2 separate regions of the Homo sapiens genome follow, and region 2 is linked to region 1. A link is a loop called in an ENCODE intact Hi-C map of the cell type or tissue named here. Cell type or tissue: PC-3. All regions are shown on one strand.

Region 1 (5,000 bases):
TTTGATAAGGTCACCACAGACACTGAATTAGTGAATACTGAACCATTGCGCCTAGGGGAGATACAGGGTTAGCTTCCTGAGAGTCTCTGGTCACAAGAGTTTTGTCAACTGATTAATATATGACTTTATTTTACGTGCATTTATGATTTTTTGGGTTTTCTTTTATTTTGTTTTATTTTTGGAGAAGTGGGGTCTTGCTCTGCCCAGGCTAGAATGCAGTGGTGGCGCAATTATGGCTCACTGCTGCCTCAACCTCCCAGGCTCAAATGATTCTCCCACCTCAGCCTCCTGAGTAGCTGGGACCACAGGTGTGCACCACCATACCCAGCTAATTTTTAAATTTTTTTTGTAGCGATGGAGTCTTTATGTTGCCCAGGCTGGTCCCGAACTCCTGGGCTACAGTAATCCTCTTGCCTTGGCCTCCCAAAGTGCTGGCATTACCGGCATAAGCCACTGCTCCCAGCTGTGTAGTTCTGTTTAAAGATGCCTTATTAATAAATATTGTTGATTCATTAACATTGAATTAAGTCAACCGCACTATAGCTCTTGCCTGAACAAAGTTCATCTAACACATGTATTTTCTCCGGAAGGTGCATCACAGTCTTTCTGCACTTAGGATCGCTAGACAGCACTTCAGCCGTGCACGTGGGGACCATTTTACACAGCACCATCCCCAAGAAAAAGGACAAAAATATGAAAAACCTGGCACTAAATGGACTGTGAAAAGGACATTTCTTCACAAAATGACAGTTGAAACAGGAAGTCAGAGCGTTGCCTTGTTCAGCCTCTGCTAGAAATGTGCTTGTCGGTTGACTCAAATTTTTTGCCGCTCTGTGCATGTTGGTGAATATCTGCAAAAGGACTGTGGGTCGGGCGCAGTGATTCATGCCTATAATCTCAGCACTCTGAGAGGCCGAGGCGAGAGGATTGATTGAGGCCAGGGGTTCAAGACCAGCCTGGTCAATGTAGTAAGATTACATCTCCACAAAAAATAAAAAACTAGCTGGGCCTGTTGGCATAAGCCTGTAATCCCTGCTTCTCCAGAGGCTGATGAGGTAGAATCCCTTGAGCTCAGGAGTTTGAGGCTGCAGTGAGCTATGACTGCATCACTGCACTCCAGCCTGGGACACAGAGCAAGACCCTGTCTGAACAAATTAAAATAAATAAATAAATAGGGCATGGTGGCTTATGCCTGTAATCCCAACACTGTGGGAGGCTGAGGCAGGAGGATTATTTAAGCCCTGGAGTCTGAGACTAGCTTGGACAATGTAGTGAGACCTCTACTCTATAAAACATAAAAATAAAAAATAAAATAAATAATAGCCAGTTTGAAAAATGCTTACCCAGTAAGGGAATTATTATCTTATCTCACACAATTTTGGGGGTTATCGTCTCATATTATTTTTGAGGTTGCCTCATTGACTTGCACTGCTTGAGGTTGCAAAACTACTGAAGAAGTGGGCTACTGGTAGGATTCTTGCTGGTGACGCTGACAGGCTGCTGGGAATCAGTGTGTACGGGAGCTGGCTGTGCAATCTCTTCCCAGCTCTACATTCTGGGCCTACCTTCTGGGTAGTTTGAAATTGGCCATGGTGGGTGTATTTACACCACAGAAATCTGCAAATGCCTCAAGTCAGGGCTTTTTCTTGGAAGAACTGGTGGTTAAACCGTAACCAGCACGCCATTGCCGTGAGCTCTATTTATAGATGCTGAATCAATGACTTCATAACCCAAGAAAGGAACGCTCATACAGCCAGAGACCCTTCTAACCTCTCCTTGCACGAGTCTTCATGCCTTATATCACTTGTTTGGATACTGCATTTCTTCGGCTCTTAAGATATGTAACCCCAGCTCTAAAAGCTTAAATTTGATGGCTTCCTGCATGCTTCCTAGGACCACACAACTATTACAGCTATAGAAATAAAATCTGACTGAGTCTGGGCCCTCTAAGCTTTGTTCAGTGACCTGAAGGTCACTCCATGTTCCACAGCCCCTACCCCCAACCTCCAAGCTAGCACGCATCCCCCTGCAGCACCCAGAGCCGGGTCCTCATGTAAACTTTCATCACCTCTTTTTTTCTGTTTAGGGTCCAGACAAGGGTTTCTTTTGCAGACAAGTCCCCTGGCCTCCCAGCCTGGGGTGCAGGCACCCGTCTGCCCCGCCTGCAGGTCTCCTTGAGCCGGGTAAGTCACTGCAGCCCGTTCCTTCAACACCTGGCAGCAGCATGCGGACAAAGAACTCATGCTGTTGTGCTGAGCCTGGTGATTCAGGCTGTAAAACTGCAGGCCAAGTTGTTAAACCCAGATTCAGGTAGACAGCCAAGCAGGGCCAAGGCTGCCCTGCATCTGGGTTTTGGCAGACAGAGCAGTTTCCCCATCTGTGGGGGCCTTGGTGTGGCCTTTCCCTCCAGGAGGCAATGTCGGTATAATTTATTGGGCCATAATTGTTGAAAGGAGCAGTCCTTCAGGCCATTCATTCAGGCCAAAAATATTTCTTTATTGAGCGTTCCCAGTGTTCTCAGCCTTGTGCTATGTGGTGGGGGTGGGGTGTGTGTGTTGGGGAAGTCACGAAAGAGACCAAATCCCACTCGTTCTGCAGCAACGGAGTGGCAATGGCAAGCAGGGCTTGCTACACACCCCGCGCAGAGGCGGCAAGTCCTGCTGGAGAGTCTCAAAGGAAGAGCTCCTCCAGTGGCCTTGAATTTTGCCAGGTTTTGCAGGACGAGTGGGATTTAGTCCATGAAGAGTCCGGCAAGGGCACCGCCCCTGGGGAATCAAAGCACAGGATGGGTGGGGAAGGGCCCAGGCTCGCCCAGGGAGTGGTGAGTCCTATGTGTGGACAGGCAGGGCCCTGGAGAAGGTCTCCTGAGAGACAAGCTGGAGATGTGGCACGGCCACCTGGGAGAGGACTCTTCAATGACAGGATAGAGTTTGGACTTTGTTCTGTAAGATACAAGGGACCTCACTGAAAGTTTTTGAGGAGAGGAGTGGCATGACCCGCTCCATGTCACACGAAGGCAAGCTGGTGTTTCCACTCTCAACGCGAGAGGAGTTTTCTCCAAGAGGAGCATAGCGATGTGCTGCCGATATCAGGCCGGGGGGTGTGAATGAAGGAAGAGGGTTGGGTGTGTGTTCAAGAGCATCTCTTTTGTACTCACCGGGTTGTTTCCATTGTCCTGCTGCCACCATCTGTAGGAGATGTCAGAGATAACAGTGTGATTCCTAATAATCATTGTAGCAATGATAATAGTAACCACAAAAATAATCAGTATAGGTGAATTGTATTAAGTAATCTCTATGTGCTAGGCCCTGAGCTAAATACACCACATGAATGATTGTGTAAAATACTTACGTCAACCCTATGAAGTAGACATTATTATTTTCCCCATTTTACAGATGAGAAAAACCAAAGCACAGAGAAGTAAGTGCACTTGTGCAATGTCACACAGCCAGGGAATGGAAAAGGGAAGGCAACAACCCAGCATTGTCTGACTCCAGAGCCTGAGCTCTGTTCCCCTCCACTATAGCCCTTTCTGAGATGCAGCACTTCCTCTAGAAAGCACTCTCCAGTGTATCTGGGCAGGATGGGCAGTGGGAGGCTGGATGTCAACCTGGGGAGGTGGTTTAGTAAGGGGTTGGAGGACTGTGTCCAGAGGGTGCTGAAGAAGCCCTTGGGCTTGTCCACCCAGCCCTGGGGTTCCACTTACGTTACTTCCTTGGCTTCTACAGGTATTTGATGTTGAGACCCTATCAACACATGCTTCCCTGGCCAGGCACGGTGGCTCACGCCTGTAACCCCAGCATGCTGGGAGGCTGAGGCAGGCAGATCACCTGAGGTCAGAAGTTCGAGATCAGCCTGGCCAACATAGTGAAACCCCATCTCTACTAAAACTACAAAAATTAGCCGGGCATTGTGGCAGGTGCCTGTAATCCCAGCTACTTGGGAGGCTGTGGCAGGAGAATTGCTTGAGCCTGGAGACGGAGGTTGCAGTGGGCTGAGATTGCACCATTGCACTTCAGCCTGGGTGACAGAGCGAGACTCTGTCTCAAAACAAAAATAAAGCAAAACACATGCTTCCCTGACTACTCACAGGTGAAGTGAAGGTGGGAGGGATAAAGCAGATGGATCACAGCAACAAGACCCAGGAAGATCCGGTCAATTGATGAGCATCTAGTGAAAGTTTAATAGGAATAATGCAAAATCTTGTAATGGTCCATGAAATCACCACACTGTACTAGTGTGGACACAGGGGTACGGCTTAATACTAATGTGATGCCAAAAAAAAAAAAGAAAAAAGAAAAGGAAACAAACACTTAACTTTTGGTTGATGAAAATCTCAATATGAATCAACAGTGTTATATGAATATCAAAAAAAAGCTGTGACTGGCACTTTGGGAGGCCGAGGTGGGAGGACACATGAGGTCAGGAGTTCGAGGCCAGCCCGGCCAACATGGTGAAACCCTGTCTCTACTAAAAATACAAAAATTAGCCAGGCATGGTGGCGCGTGACTGTAGTCCCAGCTACTCAAGAGGCTGAGGCAGGAGAATCACCTGAACCCGGGAGGCAGAGGTTGCAGTGAGCCAAGATGGCACCACTGTACTCCAGCCTGGGCAACAGAGTAAGACTCCATCTCAAAAAAAAAAAAAAAAAAAAAGCTGTGACTGCAGGCTATATCAATAGAATTATAAAGCAATTGTTTGGCTTCCACATAGACGGTATTCAAGGTGTGCTATGTAGCTCCCAGGAAGAGTATCCGTTAATTGCACAGAGTAGAGACGAAGGGAAGACAGACTTTGGCACAGGGTAGAGAAGCTGCTCGGAGGTGCCCAGATGAAATAGCAGAAAGAATACCTGGCGGGAGCCGGTGTGTTCCCGGGAAACTGGAGTGTTCAGGCTCGAACAGGATGGCTGCTTGGCAGAAAGATGGAGTAGTGAGGGAATCACTGGAAGACGATTGGGCTCAAAGAACTTCATGTCCATTTTGACCCTCACTTTCCAT
Region 2 (5,000 bases), 190 kb before region 1:
TGTTTTATTCCATGGCTATTCTTGCAATTTCATCATGAATTGGACATAAGTAGACACCAAACAATTTTTTTCTAAAAGATAATTGGAGATATACTTACTATAAGACTTTACACAGGCAACACTGTCATCATAATTCTACTCTCCCTATATAGATTTTTATTGTATCACCTCCCCTGCTCATTATACTTCTCTGTGGGTAATTGGTTCTGTGAGGGAGCACTATATCATCCCCCCGAGCTCTGTGGATTAAGTATCTGTATTACTCAGGGCAAAAGGATTTATTATTGTTAATGTATGGAGATCTTGAATGTGACTGCTGTATTTTTACCTCCTTGTCACAGGATGAGGGTTCTCCATATTTTAAGTGACAGTAAGGAAGCAGGAAAATCTAATAAAATAAAAATATTCAAAAGCATCCCTACATATATCCCTAAAATACATCGCTTCTTTTTTCATTTAAAGAAATCATTTAGAAACAAAAAAAGATATAAATGACCACACAGTGGGAAAGTCCCATGATCAAAGGCTGACTCAGAAGTATAAAATAATAAAGCTTAGCCATAACGGAGTAAGACGAGAGAAGGAAAGTCTTTCTAAGAACATCAACCACAACAGTTTTTAATTGTGTGGACTTAATTGAAATGCTCACACTGTATCCTGTAGTCTAGAACTTGTTCTAATCAGGCAGGTGTGCCATTTATAAAAGTGCTGATTAAGGAAAGTGATTCTATTGGAAGGAAACAAATCTAATCCTACATACTGCATTTAACAATAGCATCTCATTTGTGTGGTGTGTGTTTTCTTGTTTTTTTTGTTTTGTTTTGTTTTGTTTTCCTGGTAGATGAAGCCTACAAATTTCTTAGGGGTGGGGCGCGGGGCTGGGGAAAGGACATTCATGAAACAATTGCTTGCCCCAGGGCCTTCAGTTTCTTATCTGGACAGGGACTTCTCTCCTCCACTTCTGCCATTAGAAACTGCAGGTATTGGATTTATCTTCTGAAGAGGGACCAAAGTCTGATTCAACACAGCTGGAAATTCAACACATGGTTACAGGAAGTCTGTTTAGGATTTACAAACTATTCTCTTTGGCAAGCATATCATGATATTAGCAATATAAACCCTACTCTGGATTTAGAAAAATGGAATTTTAAAATCAACTTACATTCAAGTGTCACAAACCTTTAGTCATTCCTTTTTAAAAAGAAAATTAACAAAGTGCCTCTCTAGTGATTCCCAACTTCAGTGCTGTAGGAACCTTCACTGGAGCAGGTCCAGACTTCAAGACTATAATTTATTTAGGGATACAAAAATCGACAAGGATGTAAATAGAAATTCTGTCTTAAAGACGGCAAGAAAAACAGTAGGAAAACCTGGGCACTAGATTCTGAAAACAATGCAAGTACTGCCATTGGTAGAAATTCTGTATTGTAATTCATCTCTATGACTTGGGAATGTTTTCCAAGTGAGGCTAGAAGCAAAATAGTAATGCATAGATTAAAGGATAGGCATAACAACAATTTACAAGAAACACAAGCAAGAGCTGATACTTAGTAGAGCTGTGTATCAGCTAGAGGCAGCTAGGAGCTTCTGCAGTTGCCCCAAGGCATTCATTTTAATTTAGATATGGTGCTACAAAACACTGCCTAGGCACACTGTGAACTGAATGTAGACATTCTTACTATTAATCCTGCCAAGAGAAACCTGCTCTAACTGCTCAGGAGACACAGGCAACTCAACTGAATGTAATTAGATCCAAACAGGAAAGTAGAATGAGGAGATGGGACATAGGTAAGTGGTTATTAACAAGCTAGAAAAGTCAGACACTAGTCACTTTCTCAATAATATTATCACCACCACCTCTGACAATGCCCTGCACTCACAGAGATTTACATGGCAGTTGAGATGTTATGTGCTATTCAATAAGTTACTAATATTTACTCAGCACCCAAAGTATGCCACGCAGAATATAATTGGTACTCCAAGTGCTTGTCCTCATAGAACCAATAAAAGTAGTGTAATTCCATTACTACACTTAATTCTCAATTGCCCTCTGGGCACACAAACCATCTGGTGTGCAGAATTTCCATGCTCCTGACTTCTTTTGTTTTCCCTGCTTTCAGACTACCTCTGACCCTTTCAATTGCAGTATTCATAAGCAGTAGGAAAAGAGGATTATGTGGATAATTACTACCTGAAGGTCAAGAGCTCTGACCTTGTTTTTTGGAGTTAATTCTGTGTAGCAGAAGACTCATTCTTAGACCCCCTTTGTGGCAGAGTTTCTAAATCTCCTTATGCTTTAGGCCAGGCACCACCCTGGGCACTTACATGAGCATTATCTTGGACAGACTCTGCTCCCTGGCACCACAGCTTCACTGTAAGGTGTGTTGGAACTGCACAAAACCAAAGCCCCTCCCTGCATACTAATACAAGCTGCAGCAAAGCCAGGAGAAGAAATACCAGGCATGACAAGGCCTTCCCCTGAGGGTGAAGATTTTAAACTTAATTTCCTAGATCTTTACTAGGGTAAACAGTAGAAAGCCTACTAAGGGTAAACAGTAGAAAGCCTACTAAGGGTAAACTGTAGGAAGAAGGAAGAAAAAGCCCATTATTTTGGTGACATTGGTAAAATTTTGCATATCTTAAATAGCTTAGTACATGGTGAGCTCTTGGAAGATCCTTGTTTGGTTTATCTTAATTACTATACATAATAAAGAATTATACACACAGTAGATGTTTGATTAATATCTGTTGAATATACGAATGTAACATTTCTCATACTTGGTACTTTCTTATCAGTTTCTAAATTACATTCTTACTTTAGCATATAAATGGTAAATAAATAATAATAGAACAGCACACGGTTATGGGGGGAAATACACATTTTAAATGTTTGCACATTTAGAACCTTCACATCTTCCCATTTACAGTTGTTGTTTTTAGTTTGTTTGTTTTTGTTTTTTCAGCCGGGAGCGGTGGCTCATCCCTATAATTCCAGTACTTTTTTGGGAGGCCAAGGCGGGCAGATCACTTGAGTTCGAGACCAGCCTGGCCAACATGGCAAAACCCCATCTCTATTAAAAATACAAAAATTAGCTGGGCGTGGTAGCACACGGCTGTAATCCCAGCTACTAGGGAGGCTGAGGCAGAACTGCTTGAACTCAGGGGGTGGAGGTTGTAGTGAGCCAAGATCGTGCCACTGAACTCCAGCCTGGGCGACACAGTAAGACTCGTCTCAAAAAAAACCAAATATAACAAACAAACAGTTTTTTTTTCAATTGTGGCAAAATATAAATAACATAAAATTTACCATTTTAACCATCTTTAAGCATACAGTTAAGTGGCACTGACTACATTCCCGTTGTTGTACAACTAAGTTGAGCCATATTTTACATACAATGAAATGTACAGTTTGATGAGCTTTAAATAAATGCATACACTGGTAACCCACACCCCTATCAAAATACAGACCACTCCATAACCCAGAAAGTTCTCTCCTGCTAGTTCCCTGCTCATACCTTTCCACTTCCCTTCCTAAGCAATCACAAATCTGATTTCTACCACCACGATTTGATTAAGTCTGTTCTGGAACTTCATTTAAGTGGACTCAGACACTATGATTTTTTTATGTAGGGCTTCTTCCACTCTCCACAATATTTTTGAGATTCACATACATTGTTGTATCTGTCAGTATTTCATTAATTTTTATCACTGAGTAGTATTTTACTGTAAATATACAAAATTTTATTTGTTCTCTCTATAATTGATTAGCATTTGTTTTAAGTTCAGGGCTAAAATTTTAAAAATCACTATGAACATTATTTTTTAGAATATGTGCTTTCATTTCTCTTGATTAAATACCTAGGAGTGGAACACCTGGGTCATTAGATGGGTATATGTTTAACTTCATTAGAAACCCCTAACTAGACTGATTAAGAAAAAGAAAATGCAAATCACCAATATCAGGAAGTAAAGTAGAGATATAACTACAGACCATTAAGACGGTAAAATAATGGGAAATATTATTAACAACTTTATGCCAATAAATTAGACAACAGAGATAAGAAATGGACTTCACTGATAGACAAAATTATCAAAACTAACCCAAGAAGAAACAGAAAATCTGAATAACCCTAAATCTACTACAGAAAATGATTCATTATTTAAAACCTCCCTAGAAGAACTACCAGGCCCAGATGACTTTAGCGGTGAATTATTTCAAAGATTTAAGAACACAATGCCAATTTTACACGATCTATTTCAGAAAATAGAGGAGGAGGAAATATTTCTCAATTGGTTTTATGAAGCCAGCATAATTCTGATACCAAAATCAGATGAAGACATTATAAGAAAAGAAAATTAAAAGTGCAGTCAATATCCTTCATGAAAATAATCTCCATTATGAAAAGTTTTACTTTAAAAAACAACTCACCTTTACTTAAGTATAATTACATTGAGGTGTAATTTATTTGCAAAAACACGCAACCTTTTAAAGTTTGGGCAGGCCGGCGGGCACAGTGGCTCATGCCTGTAATCCCAGCACTTTGGGAGGCTGAGGCGGGCGGATCACTTGAGCTCAGGAGTTGGAGACCAGCCTGATAAACATGGTGAGACCCCGTCTCTATTAAAAATACAAAAATTAGCTGGGTGTGGTGGCTGTAATCCCTCACTCAGGTGAGGCAGAAGAATCTCCCGAACCCAGGAGGCGGAGGTTGCAGTGAGCCAAGATGCACCACTGCACTCCAGCCTGGATGACAGAGTGAGACTCCGTCTCAAAAAAAAGAAAAAAACAAAAGTTTGGGCAAATGATACATCCATGTAATAATCCTAACAATTAAGACATAAATCCCTCTCATCACCCCAAAATGTTCCTTCCTGCATTCTCTTCCCTTTTCAGACCCAGGCAATCACTCATCTGCTTTCTGTCACGACAGATTAGTTTCGCCTGTTATAAAATTTCATATATGAAATCATACAATCCGTACTCTTTTATGACTTAACCT

Evidence for each region. Hi-C counts contacts between places; a loop is a spot of excess contacts. Peaks named below come from ENCODE experiments on the same cell type or tissue, not always from the same donor. Only the 100,000 strongest peaks of a DNase experiment are listed, where the experiment ranks them.
Region 2: a loop joins it to region 1, with 3.0 times the contacts of the local background. A loop is called at or near these places in 1 of 110 quality-filtered maps.

The regions. Positions count from the first base shown.
Region 1 is chr10:74,751,292-74,756,291 of GRCh38, reverse strand. It overlaps LOC124902459 (a long non-coding RNA gene), which reads right to left. Exons shown (of 2, transcript XR_007062201.1): 1 at 4,853-5,000; 2 at 2,476-3,188. Among named protein-coding and RNA genes, the nearest start is that of KAT6B, 73 kb to the left of the region's middle. RefSeq lists an enhancer at 1,369-2,889. In PC-3, a CTCF peak has its summit at 2,671; a DNase peak (open chromatin) is centred at 2,341; H3K4me3 peaks cover 789 bases; H3K27ac peaks cover 2,360 bases.
Region 2 is chr10:74,945,253-74,950,252 of GRCh38, reverse strand. The region is part of intron 3 of KAT6B (lysine acetyltransferase 6B); the gene reads right to left. Among named protein-coding and RNA genes, the nearest start is that of SNORD172, 74 kb to the left of the region's middle. In PC-3, no CTCF peak of the experiment used is centred here; DNase peaks (open chromatin) are centred at 252, 532, 1,882 and 2,382; H3K4me3 peaks cover 884 bases; H3K27ac peaks cover 2,923 bases.